Regions from separate parts of the Homo sapiens genome. Here region 2 is linked to region 1. The links are chromatin loops, found by intact Hi-C in ENCODE. Cell type or tissue: B cell. All regions are shown on one strand.

Region 1 (5,000 bases):
TCAAGTCCAGCCTGACCAACATGAAGAAACCCCCTCTCTACTAAAAATACAAAAAATTAGCTGGGCGTGGTGGCACTTGCCTGTAATCCCAGCTACTCAGGAGGCTGACGAAGGAGAATCGCTTGAACCCGAGAGGTGGAGGTTGTGGTGAGCTGAGATCACGCCATTGCACTCCAGCCTGGGCGACAAAAGCAAAACTCCATCACACACACACACACACACACACACACACACACACACACACACACACACACAAAACAGAAAATCAAATGAGAGGCTAGGCTCATCCTAAGAGACAGTTCACTGCAGCCATTTCAACCTATTATATTTGGTATTATGTTACAGCTTGCATACTGTACAAGGAGGGAGAGAAAATGGAGCCAAATGACTTCAACCAATCTTACTTTCTATTCTATGTATTCCAGGTATCCGCTCGAAATATTTAAAGCATACAGCAGACACGAAATTTTTTTTTTAATGAATGCAGGAAGATACAGAAGGTAAGCAGTAAGCAGCATCTCATACATGTAAAACATGTTTAAATGAAAAAAGTACCCTAAATTTCAATCAAAGGCAGCAAAGTATACTAAAAATGTTGACGCATTTTACATAACATATAGAGCATTCTTAAGACGATCATTCATATTTGCACATAACTGGAAAGAACTGTATATAACAAATGGTTCCTTCCACATTGGATACATGAAAACTGGGTAAAACATTTCCTTTTGAATCATTTCCACCCTAAGTGTCCTGCTAGCAATACAGAAAAAGTCAATAGAGAAAGCACCATCAAGTGCTACCTTCAGGTAGCATATGACAAAATCACCGCTTAAAAGTAACCAAGCCTCAGCAGGCCACAGTGGTTCACGCATGTAATCTCAGCACTTTGAGAGGCTGAGGCGGGTGGATCACTTGAGGCCAGGAGTTTGAGATTACACTGGCCAAAATGGCGAAACTTCATCTCTACTAAAAAGACAAAAATTAGCCAGGTGTGGTGGTGCATGCCTGTAGTCTCAGCTACTTGGAGGCTGAGGCAGGAAAATCGCTTAAACCCAGGAGGCAGAGGTTGCAGTGAACTGAGATCGTGCCACTGCACTCCAGCCTGGGCGACAGAACAAGACTGTCTCCAAAAAAACAAATAAAAAATAAAAGTAACCAAGCCTACTCAAAAAACTAAACATAGAATTACCATAGGATCCAGCAATTCTACTTCTGTGTAAATAGAAAAAAAAAAAAAAAACCTGAAAGGAGGGCGATATAGTTTGGATCTGTGTCACCACCAAATCTCCTGTCAAATTGTAATCCCCAGTGTTGAAGGTGGGGCCTGGTGGGAGGTGACTGGAATATTGGGGTGGTTTCTCATGAATGGGTTAGTACCAGTCCCCTGGGGTTGTTCTCACAAGATCTAGTTGTTTAAACGTGTGTAGCACTTCCCCCCACCTCTCTCTCTTCCTCCTGCTCCAGCCACCTAGACATGCCTGCTTTCCCTTTGCCTCCTGCCATGATCATAAGCTTCCTGAGGCCTCCCCAGAAGCTGCTATGCTTCCTGTACAGCCTGCAGAACCATGAGCCAATTCAACCTCTTTTCTTTATAAATTACCCAGTCTCAGGTATTTCTTTACAGCAATATGAGAATGGATCAATACAGAGGGACTCGAACAAGTATTTGTACACCAAAATTCACAGCACCATTATTCACAACAGCCAAAAGGTGGAAGGAACCCAAATGTCCATTGAGAATGAATGGATAAACAAAATGTGATGTGTACATACAATGGAATATTATTCAGGCTTAAAAAGGAATAAGATTCTGACATATGCTACAACATGGATGAATTGTGAAGATATGCTAAGTGGTACACACCAGACACAAAAAAGTAAATATTGTATGATTCCACTTACATATGAGGTAACCAGGGTAGTCACATTCATAGAGACAGAAAGTAGAATATTGGTAGCCAGCAGCTGGGTAGAGAAAGAGAAACAAGGAATTATTGTTTAATAGATATAGAGCTTCAGTCTGGGAAAATAAAAAAATTCCCAAGATGGATGGTGGTGATGGTTGCACAGCAATGTGAATGTACTTAATGCCACTGATCCATACACTTAAAAATGGTTAAAACGCTAAATTTTTTGTTATGTATAGTTTACCACAATAATTTTTTTTAAGTAAACAAAAAGGCCAGGTGAGGTGGCTCATGCTATAATCCCAACACTTTGGGAGGCCAAGGCGGGTGGATTGCTTGAGCCCAAGAGTTGGGGACCAGCCTGGGCAACACAGCGAAACCCTGACTCTACAAAAAAATACAAAAGTTAACTGGGCGTGGTCAAACAGTGAGCCATGATTGTACCACTGCACTCCAGCCTGGGCGACAGAGTGAGATCCTTTCTGGGCAGGTGGGAGGAGGTTGGGGGGGAGTAAACAAACTAGCCAATACCAGCTACTCTGGAAGCTGAGGCGGGAAGATCTTTTAAGCCCTGGAGTTTGAGGCCAGACTGGGCAACATAGCGAGATCCTGTCTCTAAAACATAAATAAATAACCAAGAACAACTGTCAAACATATTGAGAAAAGTGGAAGAGTCTGTAACAGGCAAGCTTCACTGTCATCCTCCAGAGTCTAGATGACTTCGTTGAAAGTGAAGATCCCAGAAAAGAAGGGATGGACATGCTATTTTCATGTTGCTGCAGATATACACTAAGCAACTGAGGAAGCTGAATTATATTCTACAGGTCATTTGGTAATATAATGAATGGACTGTACTTCCTAACAATTACATCCAAAAAATACAAGCTTTTCCTTCCAGTTTCCAATGAAAGCAGCAAGACTGAAATAATCAGTTACACACATGAGAAGCCAGGTATATCTGAAAGAGTGACTTTTAGTTCCCAGTTTTAATATGGTGACCCTACAATGGGAAACTGAAAGCAGCAATTTTTAGAATAGTATACACAAATTTTCTTCACTGCCATTATAAAGTGACTTTGTGTAAGTTACTTTTAGCCCTTCTGAGCCTCATCTGAAAAATAAGGATAATACTTACAACTAACAGATAAGGTAATAATGTACACTGAGTTCAGCGCCTGGAATACATAAATGCTCAACAAACGAAAATTCCCTCCTGTCTTAGCCTGATCGGCCTCCAGGGGCTATGCTCATGTTTTGGCCATAACCTGTGGCTCCTCCCTCAGGCCCCAGCTGTTTCCCTCAGTTCTAGTTGTTTCACTCCTGGTTTCTAAAAGGATCCTATCTATATTTAGAGGTAATGCTAGTACCAATTGTGGGCTCAAGGGCACCTGAGTACTGAGCAGTTTTCAATTGTTTTCCAGAGTTAATTGGTTTGGCTCCACAACTGGCTGTCTTGACTTCTACAAGTAAGAGTGCCACGTATGCACAGTACCTCAGCAGTATAAGACTAAACAGAAAACTAAGTGTGGTCGCAGGACAAATCCTAAGCAAAAAGATGTTTTTAGCCCTATTTATCAGGATCCCAGACCTTTGTTAAATCACAGGAGCAGTAAACCTTCAATGAACTCCACAGAGTAGGCTACAGCCTACTAACTTAATCTTCATCTAAATCACAGTTATCAGACCCAAGTTTCAACCAGTTCATGCTGCTTTACTATAACCAAGATGAGGGTGAAGCAGAAAGAGCAAACAGGTAGTGAAGATTTTAAAAAAGGCATCCGATACAGCTAGGTCTGAATAAAGCTTTGTTATTTACTAGCTCTGTGACCTTAGTAAATTATTTAACCTCTTAATTTACAAAATATGAAATAATTGTGAGGATTGAATGAGATAATACATACAAAAAAATCTTAGCACCTTGGCTAGCCCACTGAAAGAGGTCAATTAAAAAAGAGGCACATTAGGCTGCGGTGGCTCACGCCTGTAATCCCAACACTTTGGGAGGCCAAGTCAGATGGATCAAGAGGTCAAGAGTTCGAGACCAGCCTGGCCAAGATGGTGAAACCCCCGTCTCTACTAAAAATACAAAAATTAGCCAGGCGTGCTGGCGGGCACCTGTAATTCCAGCTACTTGGGAGGCTGGGGTCGCTTGAACCCGGGAGATGGAGGTTGCAGTGAGCCGAGATCACGCCACTGCACTCTAGCCTGGGCAACAGAGCAAGACTCCATCTCAAAAAAAAAAAAAAAAAAAAAAAGAGGCACATTGTCACTAATGAGAACACTGCACTCATTTCTTGCTTTGTTCAATTTTCATAACATCTAAGAAAAGTAACAATTTAAATCATTATTTTTGGACCTTTGTAAAGTAACCTAAATGCTACCATCCAAGACCTAGCTGAGAAATACAAACTGATTAATGTCCATAAATCTTAGATGAGTCAGCAAAACTTAATGCCCAACAAATAAAAGGCTTAACATGGACTACTTAGGAGCACACAATGGTCATTACAATTTCAAAATCGGCAATTTTCTATCTAGTACAATCACAAATTTGGTCTGGAAATCCAAATATTAAGGAAATGCAAACATCATAATCAATATTCCCAAATCACCTTAATTGAAACTGGAAGGTATGAGGCAGCCTATTTGAAGTTAACATCAAGAAATAATTTAAGGCAGAACCCCAACTCTCTCCCACAAACACAAAACCAGTAGCAGATGGCACAAGAACATTTCTCAGTGAGAAATTGCAATTCTAACAAAGTACAGGTAACTTAATTTTATCCATCACCTTTTGGTCAAACTGAAAACAAACAACCAAGCTTTTGGTTCTCTCCAAAACACTGAAATCTGCATTATCACTGACCTAACTTAAAGCAAGATATTTTTGGTGATCTGTCCTCTCCTGCTTCATTAACCGTAGGTAAATTAGGAACAGTAGCCTGCTAAACAGAGGGGAAGTAAATATCACAGGCATGTTTTATCAATAAAATGGACAAGCGATAATCAAATTATTTAAAGAACGGCTTGTACTCCTTAACAGAGGGACAAGCTTGAGAAAGATCCACTTTCTAAAAGAACCTAATCATT
Region 2 (5,000 bases), 59 kb before region 1:
AAACACACAGGTACTGAGGTGTGGACAAACAGGCCCCTCACATCTAAGTGAGAATGTAAATTTATACAGTATCTTTGGAAGACAACTAAGCAGTAGCTGTCAAAATTAAAAATGTATATATTATTTGACCCAGGAAGACAATTTGTTTTTTTTGACAAGGTCTTGTTTTGTTGCCCAGGCTCACTGTACCCTCAACCTCCCAGGTTCAAACGATCCTCCCGAGTAGCTGGGACTACAGGTGCACACTACCACACCTAGCTAATTCTTGTATTTTTTGTAAACACAGGGTTTCATATGTTGCTCATGCTGGTCTCAAACTGCTGAGCTCAAGTGATCCTCCTGCCTCGGCCTCCCAAAGTGCTGGGATTACAAACATGAGCTATCACACCCACCCTAGCAAGACAATTTCTAGGAATTTACCTTGCAAGGCTGTTTGCAAATGTATAAACCTATGTATTCAAGGTTATCCAATGCAACATTATTTATAAGAGCAAAATATTCAAACTAATTGTCAATTAATAGGACACTGGTTTAATTAATTGTAATCTGTCCACATAATGAGAATACTGTGCAAATGTTTTTGAGAAAAGTTCTTTGGGCCCGGTGCGGTGGCTCATGCCTGAATTCCCAGCACTTTGGGAAGCCGAGGCGGGCAGATCACAAGGTTGGGAGTTCAAGACCAGCCTGACCAACACGGTGAAACCCCGTCTCTACTAAAAAAGCAAAAGATTAGCTGGGCGTGGTGGCGCGTGCCTGTAGTCCCAGCTACTCAGGAGGCCAGGGCAGGAGAATCACTTGAACCCAGAAGACGGAGGTTGCAGTGAGCCAAGATCGCGCCACTGCACTCCAGCCTGGGCGACAGAGCGAGGCTCCACCTTAAAAAGAAAAAAAAAAAGTTCTTTATATATTTATTAAGTGAATATGATGGAGAAAGTAATGTATTTGCACTGGTTTGCACATATATAAAAACTGTATACCTGGAAGGATAGACAAAAAACTAGTAGCAGTGATGATCTCTTGAAGAATGGAAACTGAAAAGATAGGAAACTAGGGTAAGAAAGACTTTTCAGTCTACCTTTTTATATTTTGACATTGGAATAATATAAACATCTTATCTGTTCAAAAAAATTAATAGCGCACCCTTTTTAAAAAGACCCCAGCTGGGCACAGTGGCTCATGCCTGTAATCCCACTGAGGCGGGTGGATCATTTGAGGTCAGGAGTTCGAGATTAGCCCGGCCAACATGGTGAAACTCCATCACTACTAAAAATACAAAAATTAGCCAGGTGTGGTGGCACATGCCTGTAGTCCCAGCTACTCAGGAGCTGAGGCAGGAGAATTGCTTGAACCCAGGAGGTGGAGGCTAAAATGAGCCCATATGGTGCCACTGCACTCCAGCCTGGGTGACAGAGAGAGATTCTATTTCAAAAAAGTAAAAATAAATAAGACCCTTACCCAGTAAATTAAATCAAAGCTGAAAGCCTTCATTTGAATCTAAATAATATAATTCTAACTCAGAAACCCAATCAACAGGTTCATGAAATGTGTCAAGAAGATAAATGCTAACCTACTACACCTGCAGATAATGATGGAAAACAAGAAAATGAGAGGTTGCAAATAAAAACATTCTTCTCATCTTTAAAGGGTTTTAATTATAAGAAAGTCACCAGGAATTCTCATTCCATAATATAATCAGTTTACCAATAAATATCATTTTCATCAGCTTTATAAAGAAATATGAAATGCCAGGCATGGTGGGTCACGCCTGTAATCCCGGCACTTTGGGAGGCCGAGGTCGGCGGATCATTTCAGGTCAGGGGTTCGAGACCAGCCTGGCCAACATAGTGAAACACCATCTCTACTAAAAAATAATACAAAAATTAGCCAGGCACGGTGGCGTGCTGTAATCCCAGCTACTCGGGAGGCTGAGGCAGGAGAACTGCTTGAACCTGGGAGGCAGACCTTGCAGTGCGCCAAGATCACACCACTGCACTCCAGGCTGGGGGACAGAGTGAGACTTTGTCTCAAAAAAAAAAAAAAAAAAACAAGAAATATGAAAAAGATGGCCGGGCATGGTGGCTCATGCCTGTAATCCCAGCACTTTGGGAGGCTGAGGCAGGCAGATCACTTGAGGTCAGGAGTTCAAGACCAGCCTGGCCAACATGGTGAAACCCTGTCTCTACTAAAAATACAAAAATTAGCTGGGCGTGATGGCGCGTCCCTGTAATCCCAGCTACCTGGGAGGCTGAGGCAGGAGAATCACTTGAACCCAGGAGGCGGAGGTTGCAGTGAGCTGAGATCATGCCACTGAACTCCAGCCTGGGTGACAGAGTGAGACTCTCAAAAAAAAAAAAAAAAGAAGAAGAAGAAGAGAAAGACCTAAATTCTAGGCCAGGCACAGTGGCTCATGCTTGTAATCCCAGCACTTTGGGAGGCGAAGGCTGGTGGATCACTTGAGGTCAGGAGTTCAAGACCAGCCTGGCCAACATGGTGAAACCCCGTCTCTACTAAAAAAATAAAAATACAAAAATTAGCTGGGTACGTGGTGGCACATGCTTGTAACCCTAGCTGCTCAGGAGGCTGAGGCAGGAGAATCGCTTGAACCCCAGAGGCAGAGGTTGCAGTGAGCCGAGATCACACCACTGCATTCCAGCCTGAGTAACAGAGTGAGACTCAAAAAAGGAACTAAAAAGGGGATTTCCTCAGGTCAAAATGGTGAATATGAAACCTTTCTCTAAGTCCGCTTTCTCAACAATTGGCACCACTGGCACCAATTTTCTACTTTAATCTAAAAACTCTCCCATAATTGTAAGACTTGATCACCATAAATTTTATTTTGAAAAAATGTTTTCATTTTGAAAAACCAATTAATTTTTTTAATAAAAAAAAGAAACCTCAAATTGGAACAACATAGAATTTCTGGAAATTTAAAAGACATTCTAAGTGGGAAATCAGAAGCCACATGATACCACAACTCCTCTTTACTACTATTAAAAGACAAAAGGTCCTCCAAATTGCTTAACATTAGTCATCAGCAGCAGCTGTAGATGTGGGAGTAGAGGGAGCTCAAAAGGAGCAGAGCTGGAATACATGTTTGTCTCCTCCTATTTTACTGCTAGCTCAGTAGTTAGAGCTGTCTGCGCCCTCCTCCTCGCACAGGTGGCTCTAACCCAAACCCAACTGAGCTAAATTATCCTCAGCTGTATTACTCTTCATAACGGATTTAAACAATACTGATAATTTTATTACCACCCCCTTACACACACATATAAAACTCCGGTCCTCAGCAAGCAGCTCAAGGGATTGGAGGCAGCTATTAGGCAAAAACAAAACCAGGCAATTAGGAGCAACTATATTCACTGATTCTAACCCATAAAGGGAGATTCCAAGCATATAGAAAAAGCAATTTCTAAAAACCTTGTTAACTTAAAAAATAATTAACTGATCAACTGTTATTTAACATAAACCTACTATGTGCCAATACTGATGATAAAAAATTATGAAAGATGGAATATTATTCAGACTTTAATAGTAAGAAAATTCTGACAGGTGCTATAACATGGATGAACCTTGAGGATATTATGCTAAGTGAAATAAGCCAGTCACAAAGAAACAAATACTATATCATTCCATTTATATGAGGCACCTAGACTAGTCAAATTTTACCAAAAGTAGACTGGTAGCAGCCAGAGGCTAGGGGGAAGAGGGAATGAGAGTTACTGATTAATGGGTACAGTTTCAGTTTGGGAAAATGAGAAAAGTTGTGGAGATGGATGCACAAGAATGTGAGTGTATTAATACCACTTCAAAATGGTTAAAATGGTAAACGTCATGTTATGTGCATTCTACTGAATTTTTGTTTTTTTTTTTTGTTTGTTTGTTTGTTTTTTGAGACGGGGTCTCGCTCCTTAGCCCAGGCTGGAGTGCAGTGGCGCTATCTCGACTCACTGCAAGCTCCGCCTCCTGGGTTCACGCCATTCTCCTGCCTCAGCCTCCCAAGTAGCTGGGACTACAGGCGCCTGCCATGGCGCCCGGCTAATTTTCTGTATTTTTAGTAGAGACGGGGTTTCACCGTGTTAGCCAGGATGGTCTCGATCTCCTGACCTCGTGATCCGCCCACCTCGGCCTCCCAAAGTGCTGGGATTACAGGCATGAGCCACCGCGCCCGGCCTGAAATTTTTTTAATTAATGCAATAAGAAAAAAAAAATGAAAGAAAAAGTTGATTTCTTGACCCAGCAAGAAGACTCTAGAAATACTGATCAAGGGGTAAAAATGCAAAGAATACCAATATCATGAAGGTTTTTAAAGAGCTAGTATAGATCTTACAGACATTAAAATTATAAGTCAAAAATATAGATGACCTTATGCCAATACATTTGAAAATTTAGGTAATAAATTTCTTGAAAAACAAGTTACCAAACAGACTCACACACAAAAAAGGAAAATTGACATAGTCCTGTAACTCTAAAAGAAATTGAGGTCATAATTTAAAATTCTCTCATAACAGAAAGGGTTTCATTTCTTATTTATTTCTGGTAGGAATGTAAACTGGTACAACTTCTTTAGAATACAGCATTATTTTGTAAAGTAGTACACTTGTCAATCCTATGATCCAGAAATTCAAGTACAAGAGAAATTCTTGCTCATGGTACATTAGAAAACACGTAGTATTCATAACAGTTAAGAAAATGGAAACAACCCAAATGCCATTAACAAGAGAATAAACTGTGATGTATTCACTAAATGTCTGTACTGCTGCAAAAATGTGTCAACTATATGCAATGATATGGATTAATCTTAGCAATATAATGTTAAGTAGAAAATTCCAGATTACATACAACATAAGATTCTTTTTTAATAAAAAATACAACTAATGCTAAAACAATATATTATTTAGACACACATATATATTTGATAACTATTTTTTGAAAAGTTTACTTTGGGAGGCTGAGGCAGGCAGATTGCTTGAGCCCAGGAATGAGACCAGCCTCACCTTTTA

What was found. Peaks named below come from ENCODE experiments on the same cell type or tissue, not always from the same donor. Only the 100,000 strongest peaks of a DNase experiment are listed, where the experiment ranks them.
Region 2: a loop joins it to region 1, with 3 times the contacts of the local background. A loop is called at or near these places in 5 of 110 quality-filtered maps.

What each region holds. Positions count from the first base shown.
Region 1 is chr12:49,368,196-49,373,195 of GRCh38, reverse strand. SPATS2 (spermatogenesis associated serine rich 2) reads right to left here. Exons shown (of 14, transcript NM_023071.4): 2 at 1,906-1,968. Among named protein-coding and RNA genes, the nearest start is that of SPATS2, 3.2 kb to the right of the region's middle. RefSeq lists an enhancer at 3,219-3,358. In B cell, a CTCF peak has its summit at 3,123; DNase peaks (open chromatin) are centred at 1,424 and 3,185; H3K4me3 peaks cover 486 bases; H3K27ac peaks cover 3,058 bases.
Region 2 is chr12:49,427,145-49,432,144 of GRCh38, reverse strand. All of the region lies in intron 2 of SPATS2 (spermatogenesis associated serine rich 2), which reads right to left. Among named protein-coding and RNA genes, the nearest start is that of SPATS2, 62 kb to the right of the region's middle. RefSeq lists a silencer at 3,005-3,299. In B cell, no CTCF peak of the experiment used is centred here; DNase peaks (open chromatin) are centred at 2,704 and 3,094; H3K4me3 peaks cover 1,094 bases; H3K27ac peaks cover 1,136 bases.